2 separate regions of the Homo sapiens genome follow, and region 1 is linked to region 2. Evidence: chromatin loops called from intact Hi-C (ENCODE). Cell type or tissue: IMR-90. All regions are shown on one strand. Each heading gives the region's core, and the rest is flanking DNA. Links, peaks and the distances in the headings are about the cores only. Region 1 holds the start of LOC105379012 (a long non-coding RNA gene). Region 2 overlaps PIK3R1 (phosphoinositide-3-kinase regulatory subunit 1).

What was found. Peaks named below come from ENCODE experiments on the same cell type or tissue, not always from the same donor. Only the 100,000 strongest peaks of a DNase experiment are listed, where the experiment ranks them.
Region 1: it touches region 2 in a loop (19-fold over the local background); 2 of 110 quality-filtered maps call a loop at or near these places.

Annotation. Positions count from the first base shown.
Region 1 is chr5:68,480,822-68,492,462 of GRCh38, reverse strand. All of the region lies in intron 3 of LOC105379013 (a long non-coding RNA gene), which reads left to right. LOC105379012 (a long non-coding RNA gene) reads right to left here and starts at 9,026. Exons shown (of 4, transcript XR_948411.3): 1 at 8,725-9,026; 2 at 778-881. In IMR-90, for the core only: no CTCF peak of the experiment used is centred there; DNase peaks (open chromatin) are centred at 7,642 and 7,962; H3K27ac peaks cover 1,251 bases.
Region 2 is chr5:68,292,544-68,303,855 of GRCh38, reverse strand. PIK3R1 (phosphoinositide-3-kinase regulatory subunit 1) reads right to left here. Exons shown (of 16, transcript NM_181523.3): 9 at 10,657-10,755; 10 at 10,373-10,553; 11 at 10,022-10,147; 12 at 9,178-9,320; 13 at 8,532-8,708; 14 at 8,368-8,436; 15 at 7,515-7,685; 16 at 2,035-6,444. The coding sequence ends at 6,255. Among named protein-coding and RNA genes, the nearest start is that of PIK3R1, 82 kb to the right of the region's middle. In IMR-90, for the core only: no CTCF peak of the experiment used is centred there; no DNase peak of the experiment used is centred there.

The sequences.
Region 1 (11,641 bases), core at 1,758-9,757, 190 kb before region 2:
GATATAGATACAGTCTTGAAGTTCTCAGAAGAAAAGAGGTATTCAAATGATGGTGATGATGATGGTGGTGGTGGTGGTTTATGTATTTATTATTATTGTTATAACTACTATTTATTACATTCCTAGCATGAGTTTAAAACTGGGCTAGGTTTGGTGCTAAGCCCTTTGCATATAGCATTTTTAAGCCTTCTCAGAGCCCTTCAGCATAAGTATTCAGTTTATGTGATGACTTCTGTAAAATTACTGAACAGAACCTAAAAGACCTATTGTCCATCTGAATCTTAGGCCCCTATGAAAAGGCACCTATGAATAGTAGAATGTCTGATACTTAGAAGTCCTCACAGATTTCCAACCATTCGAACATAGTGCCATGCTTAATCTGACCCAAAGTGATTAAATGAAGCTCATCATAGAACCCAGTAGTAACTATGAGGGATGGGTGGCCCAGTCTATATTCAAATTTGCTAAGAAGATGCAAATAGCATTTCTTCAAGTTAATGGACCAAGTGGGGTTCTTGGATTGACCCAACCAACCAATTCTACACTTATAATATGCAAGATAACATTTATCAAGAGCTTACTATATGCCAGATACCGTTCTATAATAGTACTCTTTATATACAGTAACTCATTTAATCTTCACTACAACCCCAATATATAGTTTTTAGTCAAGAGTGACTAATACTTTGAAATAGTATTAGAGTAGGCTGACTTCTATAACAAATGTCCCCCAAATCTTAATGCCTTCCCACAAGAAAAGATTTATTTCTTGCTTACATCACAGTAAATCTGATGATTGGAAGACAAATGTTCACGCCATGTTTCAGGGAGGCAGCAACAGCTTCAGAGTCCTAAATCTTCCTCTCCTGGATCTTCTACAACTGGCCAGCAGACAATGAGAAGAGAGAAAAGGCATGGAAAATCTTGTGGAAAGTTTTAGGGGTCAAATTAGTACTGATGTAGCTAGCCATGTCTGCCCACATCCCAGTGGGCAGAGCTAGTCACATGGTCCCACATAGATGCAGAGAAAGAATGGGAAACATGATTTTCCATTGTTCCAGGAAAGAAAAGAACCAGGAGAGTAGGCACAAACAATGTTTCTGCCACAGATAGGTACTACTATTATCCATGCCTTATAATGGAGGAAATTAAGGGACCACTACACAAGATCACACAGTTTGATATCCAGTATCACCCAATCAAGAAGCAGGATAGGGATTCAAACAGCAAGCAATCTTATCCTTAGCCTATGCTTATACCATGACTACTGCTCCTCAACTATAATTCAGGGTCAAAAACATTATTCGCCAGTCATCACTATTTGGTTTGATAGTTTCATCCCAAATCTAGCCCCAAACTGTCATTTTTGTGATTGCTTAAGTATGTCACTTACAGAGTCCCAATCACAGAGCATAGGAAAGCCTGTTATTCAAACAAAACAAGATTCTAAACTTTGCAGAAACATTGCACATTAGCCTTCCACTCCCACCTTCTGTATTCATTCCTAATTTCAGGCCCACCCTCCTACTTACTAACTACCACTACCGCCCCCCAAAAAGAAAAGAAGAAGAAAGAGAAAGTCCTGATAAAGCTTTTCCAGTATTTAAGAAGGTCAAGGGGAGTTTAGTGAGTTAATATCTGCCTGCACCTAGATTTAAACAGACATTTGGCTCCTTTCTTATAATGGATGGCTGAGAATATCAAATCATGAGCTGTGACTGAGTCTAACCCAGCTTTCAGCCTTGTGCTCAATAGCAGGATGCCCCATTACTTTCCTTACCCACAACTGCTATGTCTCATGTGTCCAAAGACATTTGAAACCACATCACTGAGACTCCCCTGTGTTGCTTTTCCCTGAAGTCTTACAGACAACTCAGACTGGCCTGGTCAGACCCTTGGAAAGCTTCAAAAGCCCGGCTGTCAGATGTGTACATGTCAACACACCACCTGTTCCGGCAGGAAACCCACTTTGTTTTCTATTTCTTCCTCCCTTGGGAAATATGCCTGTATCTGGCATCCATCCCCACTGATCCTGCATCACACACCTAGACAAAAAAGTAATTTCATTTCTCAAGCCATTTCTCCCACTTTTATGAAAATTTACTTGAGTTCTCTCTCAACAGGCATGTTGAACTCCTATGTCTTCCTCCTCTTTATGTATTCAAAACTATTCTTGCTCCATTTTTTTCATGCTTCCCCTAATTTGTTTCTGTTTGGAGTCTTAATTCCATCTCTTCTTACTACCTTTGATTATATAAAAGAACCCTTCTTAAGTAACCTAAGATGTTTTCATTTGTATCAGCTACTAATCTTAATTGTTTTTACTGCTATTCCGGAATCTATTGTCATTTCTCTTTAGACAAGTTTGACTATTTGCTTTTCTTCACTCCTAATAGCACATACTAAGGTATAAATAGTATGAGTGGGTAAACATGACAATATTAAAATATGGTCTTATGCTATTGATCTGTATTTTAAGAAACATTGCTTTCTGGATCTTTAAAAGATCAATGGATTTTCACTTTTTGCAAAGTTCTACCACCTCTGTTGTTTCAAACATAATTTCTCTGGAGTATGAAAAGAAATGGGTTTCAAGGAGGTTGCTTCACTAGAGTGTAGGCAGGTCAGATGGATTTTCTTCTTCCTACAGAATCATCCTGTGATATTGAAAAAGTGAAGCTGGAGGAAAAAGTGTATTTAAGGAAAGATATTATGGGACCGGAAGCTTAGAGAATTTAACTTTACTTCTGTGACTCAGATGCCTCCCATTTTAAGCAAGTCATCTGAACACTGTGTACTTTGGTCTTGCCTCTTTATAAAAAGGAAACCAATAAAAATATAGCACCCAAAATATAGGCCCCTTACAAATTTCCAATAATGGCTCATTAAAATTCTCTTCAAAGTGGTGTAGGTGAAAAATTAATGAACTCACTAAGCAGGTTTTTTTCCTAGAAATTGATATTTTGTAAACATTCCATGCCTTCCTCCTTCTATCTCCTCCTGCCAAACTTTCAGCTGGTTCTTCTTTGTGGAACACTCTTCCAGTGAGCAGTACTTTGATTTGTGTTTCATGGGGCATGAAAATTGTAGTGAAAAGCATGGGAAAACAGGGTATAATGAGATTTGTGGTACACAGTCTTGAACATGACATGGATTTTCTTGTCCATGCCCCTCTGTCTTTTCTACAACACTGTGACACATGTCAGTACTCTTACAAGTTGTCTTGACTCTTTCAAGGTCAAGTTGAACACGTGGGCTCAAATCCTGGCTCCATTTCTGATTAGTTATATGATTTTCAGCAAGATCTATAACCTCTCTAAGACTTGGTGTCCTCATAAGTGAAGAACTCATTGAGCACTGTGAGAATTAAATGAGAAAAAGCCTGAGAAGCACATAGTGCCTCGCGTATGGTTAGCACACAACAGTTTGCTGTCCATAAACTCAGTGGAGGATATTTTAAAAATATTAAATTAGTTTTTCTTATTCTTCCTTTCAAGAAATTCCCTGACAAATCCTATTTACCTGGGTTCCTTTTTAAAGTTGGTTGCCACAGGGAAAGAGATGGTGGGCACAATAATCTTGAAAGCCAAGCTTTTGAAAAATACAAGAATCTTCTACATAGTTAAACTTCCCTTTACTTGTTAAGAGTCAAGTGTGATATACCACATTAATAGAATAAGGATAAAAATCACATGATCACCTCAGTAGAAGCAGAAAAAGCATTTGACAAACTTCAACACCCTTTCATGACAAAAACACTCAACAAACTGGATATAGAAGGAATATACCCTAACATAATAAAGACCATGTATCATAAGCCCACAGCTAACATCATACTCAGTAGTGAAAAACTGAAAACAATTTCCTTTAAGATCAGGAACAAGGGAAAGATGCCCACTCTTGCCACTTATACTCAACATAATTCTGGAAGTCCTATCCAGAACAATCAAGTAAGAAAAAGAAATAAAAGAAATCTAAATTGGAAAGGCATAAGTAAAATCATCACATGACATAATCTTTTATGTAGAAAACGGTAAAGACTCCACAAAAGACCTTTAGAGCTAAAAAATGAATTCAGTAAAGGTAGAGAACACAAAATCAAAGTACAAAAATCAATTGTGTTTCTGTACACTAACAGTGAACTATTTAAAAAAGAAATGTAAAAATTCCATTTATAGTAGCACAAAAAAGAGTAAAATACTTAGGAATAAACTTAATCAAGGAGGTGAAAGACTTCTCCACTGAAAACTTTAAAACATTGATGAAAGAAAGACGCAAATAAATAAAAGACATTCCATGTTCAAGGATAATAAGAGTTAATATTGTTAAAATATCCATACTACCTAAACTAATCTGCACATTCAGTGCTATTCCCATCAATATCCCAGTGAGATTTTTTTACAGATATAGAAAAAATGATTCTAAAATTCATATGGAATCACAAAAGACCCACAATAGCCAAAGTGATTTAGAAAAAGAAGAACAAAGCTGTGGGCATCACATTTCCTGATTCAAAATATATTACAAAGGTACGGTAACTAAAACAGTATGGTACTACCATAAAGATAGATATATAGACCAATGGAACAGAATAGAGAGCCCAGAAAAAAACTCACACACATATAGTCCAACTAATCTTTGACATGGGTGTCAAGATTACACAATGGAGAAAGTACAGTCTCTTTAATCTAGACTTAAAGACTAAAATATAAGACCTGAAACTGTAAATATCCTAGAAGAAATATAGGAGAAAATTTTGACATGGGTCTTGGCAATAATTTCTTGGAGATGGTTTCAAAAATACCGGCCAAAAAAAGCAAAAGTAGACAAGTTGAACTATATAAAACTAAAAAGCATCTGCACAGCAGAGGAAACAATCAACAGAGTGAAAAGGCAGCCTATGGAATAACAGAAAATATTTGCAAGCCATAAATCTGATAAAGGACTAATATCCAAAATTAGATAAGAAATTCCCACAACTCAATAGCAAAAACACAACCACCCTATTTAAAAATGGCAAAGGACCTGAATAGATATTTCTCAAAGGAAGGCATAAAAATGGCCAATAGGAATATGAAAAGGTGCTCAATGTCACTAATCATCAGAGAAATGCAAATCAAAACCACAGTTTGATATCACCTCACATCTTTTAGATGGCTGGTATCAAAAAGTCAAAAGACAACAAGTGTTGGTGAGAAAGTAGAGAAAAGGGAACTCTTGTACACTATTAGTAGGAATGTAAATTAGTACAGCTATTATGGAAAACAGTGTGGAGATTTCTCAAAAATTTAAAATAGAAATACCATATGCTCCAGCAATTCCACTTGTGGGTATATATCCAAAGGCAATGAAATCAGTATGTTGAAATATATATGCATTCCCATGTTGATTGCAGCATTATCACAATAGCCAAGATATGGAATCAACCTGAAGTGGCCATCAACAGATGAATGAATAAAGAAAATGTGGTATATATACACAATGTAATACTATTCAGCCTTTAAAAAAGAAGGAAATCCTGTTATTTGCTACAATTGGATGGATCTGGAGGACATTATGCTAAGTGAAATAAGCCAAGCACAGAAAGACAAATAATTCATGATCTCACTTAAATGTGGAATCTTGAAAAGGTCAAACTCAGAAGCAGAGAGTAGAATGGTGGTTGCCAGGGACTGCGGGGTGGGAAAGGGAGAATATGGAGAGATGTTGGTCAAAGGATACAAAGTTTCAGTCAGACAGGATGAATAAGTTCTGGAGATCTATTTTACAGCTTGTTAACTATAGTTAACAATCATATGTTGTATACTTGAAAATTGCTAAGAGAATGGATCTTAAATGTTCTCACCACAAACAATGATAAGTAGTGAAGTGGTAGATATGTTAACTAGCTTGATTTAATAATTTCACAATGTTTACATATATAAAAACATCATGTTGTATACCATAAATATATTTAATTTTTATTTGTACTTGTCCTTCAATAGAGCTTTTGGGGGGTGGGGGAGAAGAGTGAAGCTTGGTAGATTTGAACTCCAGAGATTTATTTGTAGACTGTAGTAAAAAGGGGAAGGAGGATATGATGTAAGAAAAAATTTTACTTGACGGAAAGGAAAAGTAAAAAAGCCCTTCAGATTCCAGAGAGAGGAGCCCAGGAAGGAGAAGAAAGAGAAGCAAGATGTCAGAATTGAGGAACATGACTTCATTATCTGGATCAAAATCCCTGGGGGAATAAAGTTTCGAGAAACTCTGAGGGGAGGTTGACATATTCCAAATGTTTTAACGTAAATATTATAATATTGATTCCCTATAGGGGAGTTTCCTGTTTTCTTCCTGGCACGGAGCAACATGGTGCCACCCAGGAAGGAGTTTAGAAAGGAGGTAGTCTGTGTGGCCTGGACAGGCATTCAGTGTCCCCATGCTCCTCAATAAAGGAATCAAGAAGTGCCATAGGGCGCTGGACCAGAGAGGGACAGAGAACAGTCTGAGAGGGGAGATGAGGAGATCATTTCATGATGTCAGGTCTTCGTGACAGGAGAATATGACAGAAACTATAAACTTCTAGCTCAAATGCCAGGGCAAATAAGATGAGCTGCATCACACTGGAGACAAGTGAAGGCAACAGAGGCAAGAGCCAAAGAGGTCTGGAACAGTTCAAGGAAGAGCAGAAACAGAGTAACCCTGAGTGGCAATGTGAAAATATCAACTTTTCTTTGCTGTCTTTAGAAATGAAGAGCTCCCAAACAAGATGAAATGTGAAAGAGAAAATCTGTGTTTACTTTTGTACATCTGAATATAATATCTAAGTTGTTGACCTTTCTCAGAAATAATTGAGAACCGGCCTCATATCAAAGCTTACTTTTAGTTTGTTCATTTGAAAGGGGTGGAGGTATTTTGCTTAAGACATCTAACTAGCTCACATAGCTGTGGTGAATGCAAAAAGCTATTTTTTAAGTAAATTTTGAAGCCCTATAGGATAAAAGTGGGAATCTATTTTTTTAAATATGAGAGTGGATCACCTAAAGGCATTCACCAAAACACACATACATGTAGACACACCATGTCACACCAGCCACTTAGCTATAGAAGTAGTTCTGAATAAAGTTTATGAGCCCTAATCAGATGTACCTCAGTACTTACTGCCTTAAGCACTTTCTGTTTGGGGCTGAAGTAATCTGACTAAAAATATATCTACCAATCAACACCTTTCTGTTGTTTCTAGCTGCATGGATGCTAAGGGTAGTCTCCAAATATACTTCAAAGAGCCCACAGTTCTCCAGGACACTAATTCACACCAGTATTGTGTAAAGCAGAATAGATGTGTACCACAGTTACCAACAATGTCAACAAACTCAAGGTGTTAGCATGTGAAATGAGGTTGTTATTTTGATGATAGTGATTATATCAACTGTTCCTCCTTACAATCACAGGGTACTTTCAGATCATGGACACTAAAATTACCAACCAGTAATTTGGAGATCAAATTAACAGCAACCATTCAAAGTAAATTGGGTCATTTCGACTCAGTGGTATTAGGCAACAGAAAGAATGTGAAGTTCTCAAACTGGTATGAGAACTGCAGCTCAAGCTTGTTGCAGTTCTAGACAGATGGCTCTTTCAGGCATTGTTCAACTAAGGGGTCATTTCTGCTGTTGTCAGAACGGAAATTCCCAAAACACATACTTTAGAATCTGTAGGCTGCCTTCATAGTATATTTCAGTAACTCCAAAGGCTTCACTGTTGTAAAATTCTTTACTTTGTAACCCAAGTTCTCCAACCTCCTGAGGAGCCACTGTGTCCTTGGAAGTCCATCAGTCTTAGTCCAAGTCTCCGTTTTGGATACAAGAAGTCCTGCATCCTGCTCAAGTATTTCTAAGCATCCCAGTAGAGTTTACATTCCTGGTGGTTGCTTATTGTGTCAGTTAGAAATTAGGTCCAGCTGCATGTAACAGAAACTCAACTGCTGTGGTTTAACCAAACAGGAGGAGGGGTGATTTTCTCATGTATTCAAAGTCTGGACATGAGCAGTACGAGGGCTCTGTAAAGTCTTAGGAGCTCCATGTCCTATCAACATTTTTTTCCTCTATCCTTAACATGTGACTTTTTGCCTCATGCTTGTTGCCTCATGGTCACAGAATGGCTGCCCTTTTTCCAGGCTCATGTCCTTACTCTCAGCAGAAAGAATAAGGGGCAAAGGACCAAGGGGGAACCCCTGAAGCAGAAAAGTGAAACTTTCCCAGAAATTCCTAGCCAAGTTTTAATTATATCTCAGTGACCTGAAATGAGTGTCAGTGCATTTTCTGAAGCCTGGGAAGGCAAGGATTATAGCAAAGTGCACTCCCATCTAAAACAAAATATGAATATGGCTGGTAAGGAAAAGGGGAGCTGGGCTGCTGAGTACCCAGCAGTGTCTGCCACTCTTCCCAGCTCTCGTCCTGAACCACTCCACGCTGGCCATGTCTGGTCATCTCCTAACTATGAGATAGGAAAAATTTAAAACTAGATCTGAGACGTGAATACCCTAGTAGTGGCCTTGCCTCTTCCTGGGAGGAGTAGCCTCCTGGGTGCCTTCTTCCTGATCCTCCACTCCAATACCATATTGCTGAGATCATGGTTTTTTTTTCTTTATTCATTCAATTAATAAACACTTTTTGATCAATTTCTATGCATTAAGTACTGTTTTAGACATTGGGGATATGAAAGAAACCAAGATCTCAAGACCCTTACCTTACATGGAACTCATATTCTAATGGAGGTTACTGTATTTCTCTCCCCAGTTGTCCTCTTAGCAGGCACATTTTGCAGGGCACTCCCTGCACCACTGTTTATGGTAACCGTGGTCACTCCCCAGAGACCAACGTTCTAGTCTTCTGTCTCTCTCTCCATTAGAGGAAGTTTAAAAAATCAGGCAACGAATATTATTTTTGCAGAAATAAACACAATGACCTATTATTGCAAGTCTTTTATTGTCAAACAGTATGTTTATCATCTCAGTCTGAAGCCCCCGCCTTTAGGTATTTCCATTTGTCCAGTGTTTCCTCAAGAAGAATGTTTTTACTTTCTTACTGCATGAGAGGCTTTGCTAAACACAAATTCCAGTTTTCACCTTTACAGCCACAAAGAGTTCAGAAAATTGGGCACCCAGTGTATTTGAGCATCTCCTTAAGCTTATGTATAATAGAGATTCCTCAAAGAGCAACTCATGCCCATTGATAGTTAGTGATTTAATTTTCCTGCACATTTCAATTGAAGGTCTATGTGCATTCTGAAGCCCCTTTATAAAATGTAAATTAAGTGTTTACTTGAATCTAGTTGATCTCTTGCATTAAGCCTCTACTTTTGTTAGGGAAAGGGGATAATACAAATCTCAGTTCTGGAAAGGCCTTTCTCTGTTTCTCTTTCTGACTCAGGACCCCCATGTACACAGGGGATATGACAACACCAAAGTAATAACCAAAGGTATTTGAAGTGGATGAGGTCTTTGAGGTTCTGTGTACAGGTGATCAAGGGTAATGTGGTTGAATCTATGAGTTTCTAAACTTCCCAACATATATTCCTTACCAAACTGCTTCATCTCCAGCTGCCATACTCTGTCTTGTGTTCTCTCCTCCAGCTAAGCATGGAATTTTCCTTCTTCACCTCAAAACCTTCCCTCAGGAGCTTCTCCCTGCTCTCTGCCAAGCCAGTTCTTCAAACCATTGCTCAGGCTATTCCTCCTTCTTAAACTCGCCACACACCACACCATGCTACCTGTCATTATTCTGTTCTCCCTGACTCTCCCTCAGCACTTGCATATGGCTACGTCCAACTGTCCGTCTCTCTGCCCTTCACTGATGCCGGTTCTAGTTCTTCATGAAATGATAAACTCACAAAAGGGGCATCAGGGTCCTCTACATCCTCAGGAACTCCCCACTATATATTGTGTTGCTCCTTGCTCAGAATAGACCATCTGTAAATAGGGGTGCTGCAGGTTTAAGACAAAACTTCTCATCAGCATGCTCAGTTTTCTAGGCAGTTTACATTTGAGACTGCAAAGCAGTGGGCGTGTAACTGCTTCCAACCTTCTCTGGGTGGTGATGTAATCATGGGGAGACCATCTGTGTTTCCTCCATCTGTTGAGGCTTCTCTGCACCTAATCAAGTGCAATGCACCAACTCAAGCCTCATCTTTCCAAGCAGCCTTCTCCGCCTGAACCACCCTTCCTCAGGAGTCCACTCAACCTGGGTCTCCAGAGCAGTGGATATGTAGACAGGCTACAGCAGAATCACTGAGCCTCCATTTCCTTATCAATAAAATGGGATGATAATGTATTCCTCATACGTTTGATGTGAGGATTAAATGAGAAAATGTATAATAAACCCTTTGCACATGGTAGGTGTTCAGCATATGTTAAATCTCTGCCCCCTCCCTATCACGCTTTCATGCTGGGATAACCATTGTTCATTTGCACAGTCTCATTTCCCCTGCATGATTGTGAACTCCTTGAGGACAAAGTCTCATCTAATTTGTCTTTACATAAGGAAGGGTAGGGTGTTAGAGAATTAGAAATCATCAAATCATGACCTTGGTCATGGATCTGCCACTTATGATCTGTGTGACTTTAGGCTGGTTCATTCATCGGTAAAACAAGGCGTTTGGTTTGGAGGACTGCTAAGATCTATGCGTCTAATCTAAATCTCCTAAAGAGCTTAGTGAGTGAATGGGCACCAAGGAAGCATGATTCCTAAGACTTGTTCCTCCTTTAATAGGTGAGTGAGTGAGTGTCCAATGTCTTAAAGGCTCTATGATCACACTAGCCATTCCTTTCCACTGGGCTCATTCAAGTCCAGCAGACTAGAGCTTAAATACACTGCAGCTCCTCAGGCCCACAGAAGGAAGGTGTTCCTTAAAATTAAAGCTCCACCCAGGGCAAATTCTATGAACCAGCCAAGCAGGTCTCCTGAATTCACACGCTCCCTTAAACCCCATCCACCCAACTGCCCAGGAAGGATGACGTAAGTCCTATTGGTGGGAATGCTAGAGTGAGGGATGGGAGTCTATATTCAGTTTCTGCAACTGCCCTTTTGGTTCACTCACACAGCTGATGCTGGAAGCTAAGGTGCATAACTGGTGAGCAAATGTTTTGTTATCTTCTTTACCCACTGGCAATGTTATAAAAAGTCAGTATTGATGCCAAGAATTTCTTTGAGATTGTCAAGTAAAAAATGCTAATATGGATCAGATTATAAAATGGCTGATTCTATTACAATAAGCACCTTTATATAAGGAGAAAGGTTTTTTCCTGCTTTGGGCCATATATTTCAAGTTATACCAAACCTGACATATTTGTAGTATAACCAGTCCATTTATATGGGAACTTTGAGCCTATATTAAGCAAAGTGAGGATGAAGGTCTCTATTCTTGGCCTCTTCCTGTACCATCACAAGAATATCTGCCACATTTATGTCTAGTGAGCTAGTTTGAATACATAGATGCTGAGTACTTTCATACTTATCCTTCTTATTAATGCTCAGGGAAAGAAAAGTGTGGGAGAGAAAGAGACTTGAGTCCCTAAATGTGCAGGTACTGTGCTAGGTCCCATCAGACTTCGTCTCATTAGACAGCTAAGGCTCAGAGAAGAAACTTGTCTCTGATCATACAGCCA
Region 2 (11,312 bases), core at 3,313-11,312:
TCTTTTTCCTATGGCCTACATTATGAAAATAAATTAGAAAGTAACATATCACTCATTAATGGTAATGGTTTTTAGTTAAAATGCTAGAAGTACTATTTCAGTAAGCAGGTGATCTAAAGTCGTGATCTTCAAACTTTAGTATACATTAAAATCACTCAGCTTGTTGAAACAGATTGCTGGGCTCCAGTGTCAGAGTTAGTAGGTCAGGGGTAGGGCCTGTGAATTTGTACTTCTAACAGGTTTCCAAGTGATGCTGATGTGAATGCTGTTAGTCTGGGAACCACACTTTGGGAACCACTGGTTTAAAGCAAGCCCAGGCTATTTCCTGTGATTCATCATTGACCACCTGTGCACTGTCTACTAATTGAAAGCCACATGGTTACCTCCCCAGCAAAAAGTTACCAGTGAGCCTTTTTTTTTTTTTTTTTTTGCATTCTCTTGTGCATTTTCCATTGAAAGTCTATTACATTACAGCATAGGGGCAAAGAGCTCTGGCTTGAGAAGCCTATGCGTTCAACTCTGTTCTCAGATGCTGCATGATCTTGAGCAAGTCATCTCACATCTATGCTTGTTTTCTCATCTAAAGAATGGGAATATAATCATCTTACCCAGGTAATTGTGGAAAGAGTAAAACAAAGAGTTTAACAGATAATAATCACTTGATATGTCAGAGACCAGTGTGTGTATGTGGGGGGGGAATTACCCTAGCTCTTACTGGAATAATTGAATGATAATTACTTGAGTGAGGGAAGGGTTCAGAAACCAAATGGGGGTGGTGAGGGAAACCAGACGTTTAGCAACAGCATAAAGCTGCAACCACTTCTTGGGCTGGAGTAAAAAATGGGAGTAGGTAATGTTTCCAGAGCCTTCTCCTGAGAGCTAGAGCAGAGGGGGTTTGCTCAGACCTGAAAATGAGGGTCTATCTGGCAGGAGCTAGAGCCAGGGAAGAGACACCTAGAAGCCCCAGGACAAGCGCTCCAGCGAATATAGTTCTCTGTGATACCAAACAGAGCAGGGGGAAAGCAGAACATCAGTCTGGGAGCTACTGCCATACTCAAAAAATATTAGTCATTGTTGCCCTGAGAGTAATTATTTGTACGTCCCTCTCCCCTCTACTACTAGACTATGTCTTTCAGGTCTAGACCCTCACTGTGTCTACATGTAAACACCATATACATGCAAAGTGGTATTGCCTTAAGTCCACTTAGCAATCAAAACAAATGGGAAAGTTATCCTACAGTAAGACTTGTGTATCTTGACTAGGTGATACAATGTAAAATCTGCATTTGAGGTGTAACTTAGCTCCCTGTCTACAGTCCCATGTCATCCCTGCACTGTGAGTGTTCAAAATATGCAGACTGCACAACAGAGACAAAACTGGACACTTCGTTCTTAGAGGATGATTCTCAAGGTTTGGGTATGAATGCGGAGGAGGCGAGAATTGAAGGATGATGGGCATTCTAGTTTTCCTATAGCGAGAACGTGCCTTGAAGGGACATTACCTAGGTGTATTTCCTCATTTAAGATGGTGAAATTGGCCGGGCGCGGTGGCTCACGCCTGTAATCCCAGCACTTTGAGAGGCCGAGGCGAGTGGATCACGAGGTCAGGAGATCGAGACCATCCTGGCTAACACGGTGAAACCCCGTCTCTACTAAAAATACAAAAAATTAGCCGGACATGGTGGCGGGCGCCTGTAGACCCAGCTGCTCGGGAGGCTGAGGCAGGAGAATGGCGTAAACCCAGGAGGTGGAGCTTGCAGTGAGCCGAGATAGCGCCACTGCACTCCAGCCTGGGCAACAGAGTGAGACTCCGACTCCGTCTCAAAAAACAGTGAAATTATGAAAGACAGCTCATATGTATTACTTACATGTGACCACTCAATGTCCTTCTCAACTTTACAAAAATGAGATACTGTGATAACAATCAAAAGGGAGTGGGTGGGAGACAACAGAAATAGCAGCAACATTTATAAGCCAAAAGGTAGCTGTTTTAGAAAGATTTCTTAGGTGATAAGTGAAATTTCAACCCAAAACTTCAGTTTCAAAACAACCTTTATTCTGTTTGAAGATCTAATACAATGCATTAAAGCAACTTAAAACAAGACATAGCTCCATTGAATCTATAACTTGAACGAAATGTCAAGGAGGCACACTACCCCCACCCCCCACCCCAGTTGCCTTGTGAAGGCAAAGTTACAACTGACCGTGACATCCTCCCTCTCGTCAAAAGACCAACTTTATTTTAACAATGTCATATAAACAGATTTTTAAAAACATTGAACAGATTGTAGCTTTAAAAAATACACAGGTATAAATGAGTTTTTTTTTGTTTTGATTTTTTTAAATACATATATATATGTGCATATATATACATATATGTATATACATATATATATACACATATATATATATATACACACACATATATATATATATATATATATATATATATATATATATATACACACACACACACACACACACACACATATATATATATATATATATATATAGCAGCATCCTGGGCAGCTAATGCTATCTCATGGTGACAAGTTTCATGTTAAGTTGGATAGTCTTTCCAATTGACTCAATTCTATTTCCTCCCCACCCATAATACCAGTATTTTATAGAACTAGCTTTTTAAAAAATAAGAATTTGGCATTTTGGAACTTTGTCCCATGTGAGACATTGTGCTTTAAACTGCCCCTTTCTAAAAATGACCCTAAACTCAAACAGATCTCAGTGTCTGCGTTTCAACTAACTTGGATACCATACATAGCAAAAGCACAGTTGTTAAAACCAGCAGATTTTTTCTTCCAAAGGAACATCAGTAGGACTTCCCAAACATGTTACTAGTTCATAACCAGCTATATGACAAAGCAATTGGTTCCCCACAGTGACAGCTCACATAAACACATTTTGACTCGACACACTGAAAACAAGGATTTCCAAGCTAAGCAAGTCATCAGACCAGCTCCCTAAAAGGAGTAACTTTTAAAAACACAAAAAAGCCAAAGAAATATGAACTTCTCACTTCACTTACAAACAATTTTCACCTTTGTAAGACAAAACAAAGCAACCTCAAAGGGAAAAATCCCATACACATAAGTAAGAATTGTACTAGACGTTCGCTTGTTATGTACTTTATGTACTTGAACTCAACAACTACTGTGGATCTGTTTTGGCTGAAAGGTGTACTGGAAACACAGTCCATGCACATATACATATATACATTTATCAAAGGCCATGAAGTTATCAGATGTTGCAAACACATGCTTTTTGCCTTTTCACATGGTTATGATCTCTCGTGTGTGTAATGTGAGGTCCCAATGCTCCCACTTCTACGCCCAATCACAGCCTCACTGCAGCTTAGCTTCTGGCTTTATCTTTAGGATGCTACACTGGGTGGGAAAAACTGACGCATGGATAAAAATCATATATCAGGAGTGCCTCTGCTGTATCTATTCATATTCAGCCGTTCAGACAATATTGTTAGGACTGTCTGATGAAATCCAAAGTGGCCGGCTAGCAAAGTATCTAAAACGACAAATGCGGTGGGCAAGCTACACTGTAATCAAAAAGGCATTGGGCAGAACAGGTCTGGTGTAACTCAAGTCATATGGAATGATGAATCCTACTTTGCTGTTCAATGAAAAGATCTATTGCACTTATGTTTGTGAGATGCAAAAATAAGGCAAATGCCTAAATACCGTATCATCTTGCAAAGAATGTTGAAGCACAAAGATTCACAAAACTGTAGCTTTTAATGAAAATATTCAATCTCAGATCTTATATTTTAGAAATAAAAATTTGTATGTAATAGCATACATGTGCTACCAAAAAAATACCCACAAACCTAGTTTAAAAACTGTTAACTAATTAACTGTTAGACTTGTGTATGATCTAGAAGGATATCACAATAACTTTAAAGCAGAGACGCAGACTAAAACCAGGGAAATCGTCAGTTGTCTGGCGATGAGAGGGAAATGGTCAGATCAGTAGAGTCAAGTTTGAGGGCTAACAGTCTTGCTATAAGACTGACTTTTGCTTAAGTATGAGTAGTTTCATGTAAAGAGGACAAATAATACATTCCACAGATTTTTCACTCAGCTGCAAGACTGATTCTTTCAAAAGGAACAACATTAAAAAACAAAGTAACAGAAAACCCTCACCCTAGTACTTAAACAGAAATATAGCTGTGGGTAAATCTAATATGGAGAAAGAGTAATTTGAAATTGCAAGATTTCATTTAGTCTATTAGGGTAGTGACCATATTATGGTTGCTAATTAGTCTTTATGCCTCCCAACACATGTACAGTTCCTACTGAACATACCAGCTTTTGCATATCTAAATCAGGAAGAGAGACCTCTCACTCCTGCCCTAAATGGGAAACATGATGCTAACGTTTCCTTCTCCCCCCCGTAGTGAAGCACATACAATGATTAGAATGAATGAGAAGGACTGCCACTTGGATTCCTGCAATGACCATGACTTTAGCGAGCTCCACACAGTCCAGAGCAGTGACAGTATGACTGTGTCTATTTGCTTTATGTTCTAAACCAAATGGAAAGCTAGGAGGGTAACCAACATACCACCAAAAGTATTTTTCAGATCATGCTTTTTTTTTTCCTAAAATGAGTATTTGCTGGTCATGATGGATAGTCTAATGTGACAGAGATGATTATCCCTTTAAACCAGTGTTCTAAACAAAGGTGAGCGCTGTTCCAGGAACCCAAAAACAAACTTGGCACTTCCTTCCTAAGAACTGAAATACCTGACCAGTCACACTGTATTAGAGATACAGTAGGTTTGTAATTGTCATTAATTGATAACAACTAGCAAATCAAAGTGAGAGAAGACTGAAGTAGAAGAAGCAACTTCACTTTGCAGTTATTCACTTCTCTGTAAATCATGAGAAAGTGCATATAACCTTGCCTCCCCCTCCCACCACCCCACTTGATACATCCCTTCACTACATTCCCCCTCCCTAGATTCAAGAAGTTCACAATTCTTTATGAAATAAACATTGCCAGGTACCGTATTTTAAGAGTCTTAAAACAACATTGTTGGACTCAGCAATACTTTGTCATATTCATATATCTTTTTCATTTCTTTTTTTTATTGAATAAAGCAGCTTTGAAGCTTATCAGGCACTGCCCAACAAAACAGTCCAAAAAAAATCTGTTATGAACTTTTTAACCTTGGGCTAACAGCCAAGTACTCTGTACAAGAAAAACTGTAAAATATTTCATAGTTTTAATTCTGAAGCCATTTTTTTTTTTTACTGGCATCCTGTACATTTACTTTTAAAAAAGGATAACAAAAATGAATATTAACAAAAATCCGGGACAACAATATTTTCAAGCAACAAAAACTGGGGTGGGGAAGCTTATTCTGAAGGTACATTTAAAACTGAAATAACAACTTAATGAAAATTAAGAATTGCATAGCGCTGTGAATTTAGCCTTCAGCAAAACAAAACAGAAGCTATTTGGTATTGATACAAATCCATCTATTTGATAGTTAGTCATCCAATATTATGTACATATTTTATATACTGAATGTCATTTTAAGTCCTGTTTTCCAAACTCCATTTTTCTGTTGCTGGGTTTTTGTTTTTTGACAAGTTAAACACTTTCTGGCACTTTCTATGACAGAATTTCTTCTGAACATACATGAACTGACATTCTCCCAAAGCGTCCCTTGTGAGTGGACGTGCCTTTCTGCTACATATCGTTCATTTGTTACAAAATGAAATAATCCACAGTGCGATGTGTCTGGGTCCACCGTGCACAGCAACATCCAGGCTAAACCAGGCTGGACCAAACCTTCTCAGGCCAGGGTTCTTCTGCCTCTCTCTCCTCCGCTCTCCAGAGTCCCAACTTTCAGCTGGTAAAGCTTCAGAAAGCATTAACAAGCACCATGGTTAAAGGCCTCTTTGTCCCTGCACGCAGAGATTTTTGCATTTCTTTTTCTCTTTGTGTTGTATGTGGTTGTGGCTTTAAATTAAACCAAAGAAAAAAAGAAAAAGAAGGGATAAGCACTCCAGCTTAGGAACGTGTGGTCATCATACAGCCTTAGGCTGCATGTCTTCCCCTACTTCTTTTTTGTGAAAGAAAGCTCTAGTCCCATCCAAAGAAAGATGGCTTCGTTTCTGCAGCTCAATTCACAGATCAGACTGGAGAGGAGCCCTTTGCTTTCCAGAGGCCTCAGGGTGGCTGAACTTCAGGAGAAGGATCAAAGAGTAAGCGCTTCATCGCCTCTGCTGTGCATATACTGGGTAGGCTAGTGTGACATTGAGGGAGTCGTTGTGCTGCACAAGGGAGGTGTGTTGGTAATGTAGCACCAGTTCTTTCAGAGAGCTGTACAAGTTATAGGGCTCGGCAAAGCCATAGCCAGTTGCTGTTTTGTTTATGACACAATGCTTTACTTCGCCGTCCACCCTAGAGAGGAGAGAAGAAAAACTGTCTTTTGAGCTTGTCCAAGACAATTCACAACTCTTCAGGGCATCTTTAATAAAAAGCATTATTGTGCAGTCTCAACTTGGGGAAAGGGTCCTAGGTTACAACTGACACCTGGCCGAGTGCCTTGGGTAGGTAACCCAGCTTCACTGACTGACTGTATTTTCATCTTTAAAATGGTTTAAAGGGAAGACAATAGTAAAATACATGTAATACAGTTACTTTGAGAAATGAAATGAGATCATGCATGCAAAATGCTAGATAGAATGCCTGACATGCAGTAAGCATGCAACAAGTGGTAGCTTCCAATCATGATGAGGACAACTATCTGCAGTGCTCCATGACTAGCAGTGTTACTATTACTCCCATTATGACTATTCATAGGATTCCTTCTTTCTGGCTGTCCTTGAGGTGTCTGCACAACTCTCCATCTCTGCATGTGCCCTTATGCACAGTAAGGACAAAAGTACCCTTCTTTGCTGTAGGACTATTTCTCTCATTAAATGAAAGGTGATCATGGAGTGTAACATACTTTTAGAACCATTCCCTACTAGAGGACATTAATTTCTTGGAAATGGTGATGTCAGTGATCCAATGTGGGTGTACCTATCTCAAGGATAATGATCAGAATCCTTTTTTTTTTCACCTGTTCCTGATGAGTATTTTTCCTATGGGTGATGTTCTCACATAAATTACCTCAGATTCTAACTATAGTAGCCTTGAGAGGCAAAAAAGGCAGGCACTGCCACTTCCATTTTAAAGATGAGAAAAAAAGACTTGGCGATTTCTCATGATTAATTAGCACTGAATGGGAATCCAAACCTAGTCTTCCAACTAAACAGTAGGTATCTATTAGACTGTATTAACATACACTTCTGGCTAGACTTTAAAATGGTATTACAGCTGCTTTGGTTTCTCTTCTACATTATTGTACTGTAAGCTTATTCAAGACTAAAACTATGTCAAATCTTTGCCCCCAAAACTCAATGAATGAATAAATGAAACATCTCTTCATGAGATGTTGTAAAGAAAAGTTTGCTGGAGATACATACACTACAGAGCAGGCATAGCAGCCCTGTTTACTGCTCTCCCGGACAAGAAAAGTGCCATCTCGCTTCCCTCGCAACAGGTTTTCAGCTTTGTTTCGGTTGCTGCTTCCAACATTCCATGTCTTCTCATCATGATGGGGCAAATCTTCATCATCTTCCACCAGTGAATATTGGCTAGGCAGGCAGGACAGAAAGTTTCTAAATGAAGAGTGCAGGAGCCATCAGCCTGCCTTGCTGTCTTCCCTAGGCATACCCCCGTCACTTCCCTCCTGGCCCCTACCAAGCCAGTCAGACTGGCCATCACATGCCTGCCTCTGCCCGACCTGAGTTTTCCTCTCCTGGTATTCAGCCTCCAGTGCAACCTCCCAGGACAAAGAGTTACCAATCAACTGTACTATTTCTGTTTTCAAGCAACCACACTCAGGTACCTGGGCAGAGTGGAAGGTATTAAAACAATCTCGTTTATCCAGTTTAGATCAGGAAATTGACTAGGCAGATTGCCAGTTTTTGACTAATTCAAACAAAGTATATACTTAAGCTTTAAAATATATTAAGCATAATTATTTTTTCTCTGACTGTTCCAAAAATATTTTGGGATTTTTCAGATGTTCAGGGACATCATTATGGACACAGAGAGTTGTTTCACAGCATTATGAGTAAAAATAAATCCTAGTCCTCCTTAGCTAAGCTTTCTTTTTTTAAAATTCTGGATAATGGCACTGAGTTTATACATTTTCTCCTACAAGATGTTCCAAACTCAGTAAAATTCCTCACTTGTTCTAAAAACAAAGCAAGTCATGCATTTTCCTAAAATGAGAAAAATCTTCTGCTATCACCATCTTTAGTAACTACTTACTCTTCAGTGTTTTCATTGCCCAACCACTCGTTCAACTTCTTTTGCCGAACACCTTTTTGAGTCAACCACCTGAAAAACAGTTTTGAAAAGAGAACGCATTAACTCATCCTGAATTGTAGCAATCACCAATTATTCATGTATAGGATTCCATTTCAAATACTTACATCAAGTATTGGTCTCTCGTCTTTCTCAGCTGGATAAGGTCTGGTTTAATGCTGTTCATACGTTTGTCAATTTCTCGATACTCAGCTGCCTGCTTCTTCAAGTCTTCTTCCAATCTTCTTCTACTGTCAATAATTTCACTGATTCGAGACTTCAACTTATCATAATTATGCATAATCCTGCAGGCAAAAGAAACGTATTTGTTATTATCTGGGTACATCAGGAACGGTCCCCAAAGTTTATGAAAAGTTTCACTATGGTTTCCCAGCAGTTTTCCTTAGGTAAAGCGTGGCTTCTCTTCCTGTCATTTTTTTTTTTTTTTGGAGTGGCTCAACATATTTTATTTTATTTTATTTTTTTATTTTTATTATACTTTAAGTTTTAGGGTACATGTGCACATTGTGCAGGTTAGTTACATATGTATACATGTGCCATGCTGGTGCGCCGCACCCACTAACTCGTCATCTAGCATTAGGTATATCTCCCAATGCTATCCCTCCCTCCTCCCCCCACCCCACCACAGTCCCCAGAGTGATATTCCCCTTCCTGTGTCCACGTGATCATTCAAAGCACAGAAAGCGAGATCATCTTTAAATGGTTTTAGAGGATTTTGGTTATCTCTAGCACAAGAACAAGGGAAACACCAACCTTTGTATTTCTTTCTCATTGCCTTCACGTTTAAACTTTTCTATGTATTCTTTGCTGTACCGCTCTTGGGTCTGGCACTGTTCTTCAAATATTTTTATGGTTTCATTAAATGCTTCAATAGCTGTCCTTTTCATTTGGATTTCCTGCAACATAATTTTAAAAAGATAATGTCATACCTTTCATAGAACAATCTCTTACTGCAAGACACTACCAGGACATTTGATCTGTATTATTAGCAGAGTGGGACTCAAATTCATAAAATCCATTAAAACAGTATCCCAGAAACAAGTATTTCCTCTGGAGAATTTTCTCAATCTATGAAAAATGATTGCGTAGCAATTTCCTATAGTTTTTATCTTCTTAAAAGCTATTGTAGTTTATAGCATCCCTGTTGTTTTCTGTTCCCTCTGGCATTCCCAGATACATGAGTGACCAGTGAAGAATAAGGGTCTAGAAAAGCACAGCAGTATATAGCCCTTCCTTTTCATGGTAGGATATATATTAATGCCTAAATCTCCATTTCAGGGATTAGACAAGTCTGTGAAACTTCCAGTTATTACTAACTTCCAATCTAAACAGGATCCTTCTATCACGAATTAAATCAACTTGAAACTCAGTGACTGCTTCAGTTATCACGTGAACTTAATTTATTATTCTGATACTTAAAATTTTTGGTTTAAAGCTTTAGAGATATTACACTAGAATAATCAACAATGATTCACAAATAAATGCTCTCACCCCCACCTCATTCGTAAAAACTCAACCTTTTAAATTCTTTTTTCCATGTTAGTCTTTAAAAGTTTAGAACTCTTATTTTTTAATCTGATTTTCATAGAAAACTCACCTGGGATGTGCGGGTATATTCTTCATATAATCTATCATATTCTCGACTTTTTTCTTGAAACTGAGTGTTATATTCATGTAATTTTTTCCCTACAGCTTCAATATTATCTTCTTTGACAACTTGATCCTAGAAAGATTAAAATAAATTCAATGGATAAGGTATTTAATCAAATAACAATTGTTTAACAAAATAGCTGACATGGAAACATCTTTAAAATTGCAATTATGTAATTACGAGTGTCAAGTTTTTTAGACTTGATTACATGTAATTCATCTGCTTCAAATGTTTTCTAAGTATTAAAAGGATCTTGTCTAAACATCGTAACTGGATAATTCATTCAGTTTTTATTACCTGTTGGTATTTGGATACTGGATAAAGTAATTTCACATCCAATTTGGGATTATACTGAGCTAGAGATTCATTCCGGTAGTGGTTTATTAATTCAACCACAGAACTGAAGGTTAATGGGTCAGAGAAGCCATATTTCCCATCTCGATGAAATATTTTGATTAATTTGTTATTTCCCCCTTTCCTGTAAAAACAATATAAAAATAAAGGTATTAACATTTTGGAATAAGGAAATATGTTTTAATATCAGCCCAAAACCCTAATTTCAGCTATATTCCCTGGCTTACCTTAGTGTAAGAGTATAATCACCATGCATTTTAGTAGACGCATCTCGTACCAAAAAGGTCCCGTCTGCTGTATCTCGAAGTTTTTCATTCACTTCTTCCCTGAAATGAAAACACAAAACAATGCTCATCTTAAGGTTTAGTGACCACAGATTTATATTTTTTAAAATAGGCTATTTTTTAGAGCAGTTTTAGGTTCACAGCAAAATCAAGTGGAAAGTACAGTGAGTGCCCATATTCCTCCTGCCCACATAGATTTAAATTAATGAATTGCATTTTCAGAGCTCACTAATAAGAGCTAATAATTTGTTTAAATAGAAATGTTAGCAATTGCAGTCTCATCACAAACAGGTGCATATCACTTTCACTATTGGTGTATCTGTGGTACTAAGTTTTTATTTTTTCAACCAAACATTACAATCTCTCTGACAAATGAGCACAGAAACTCATGATCTCAAAAGAGTTTCTCCAACCTTACTCCCCCTTCCCAAAGCTAACATAAAATGGCATTGTTTTCTTATTGTGTTTAAGGCAAGAATTCTTAGAGTTGTGCTTAATAGATAGAGTGCCTTCACACTCTGTTCTTAGGCAGTGCCACTTCACTCTGGCACTTCACTGACATCTCTGTCAATAATGAAACTTCCCGGGTATTTAATTTC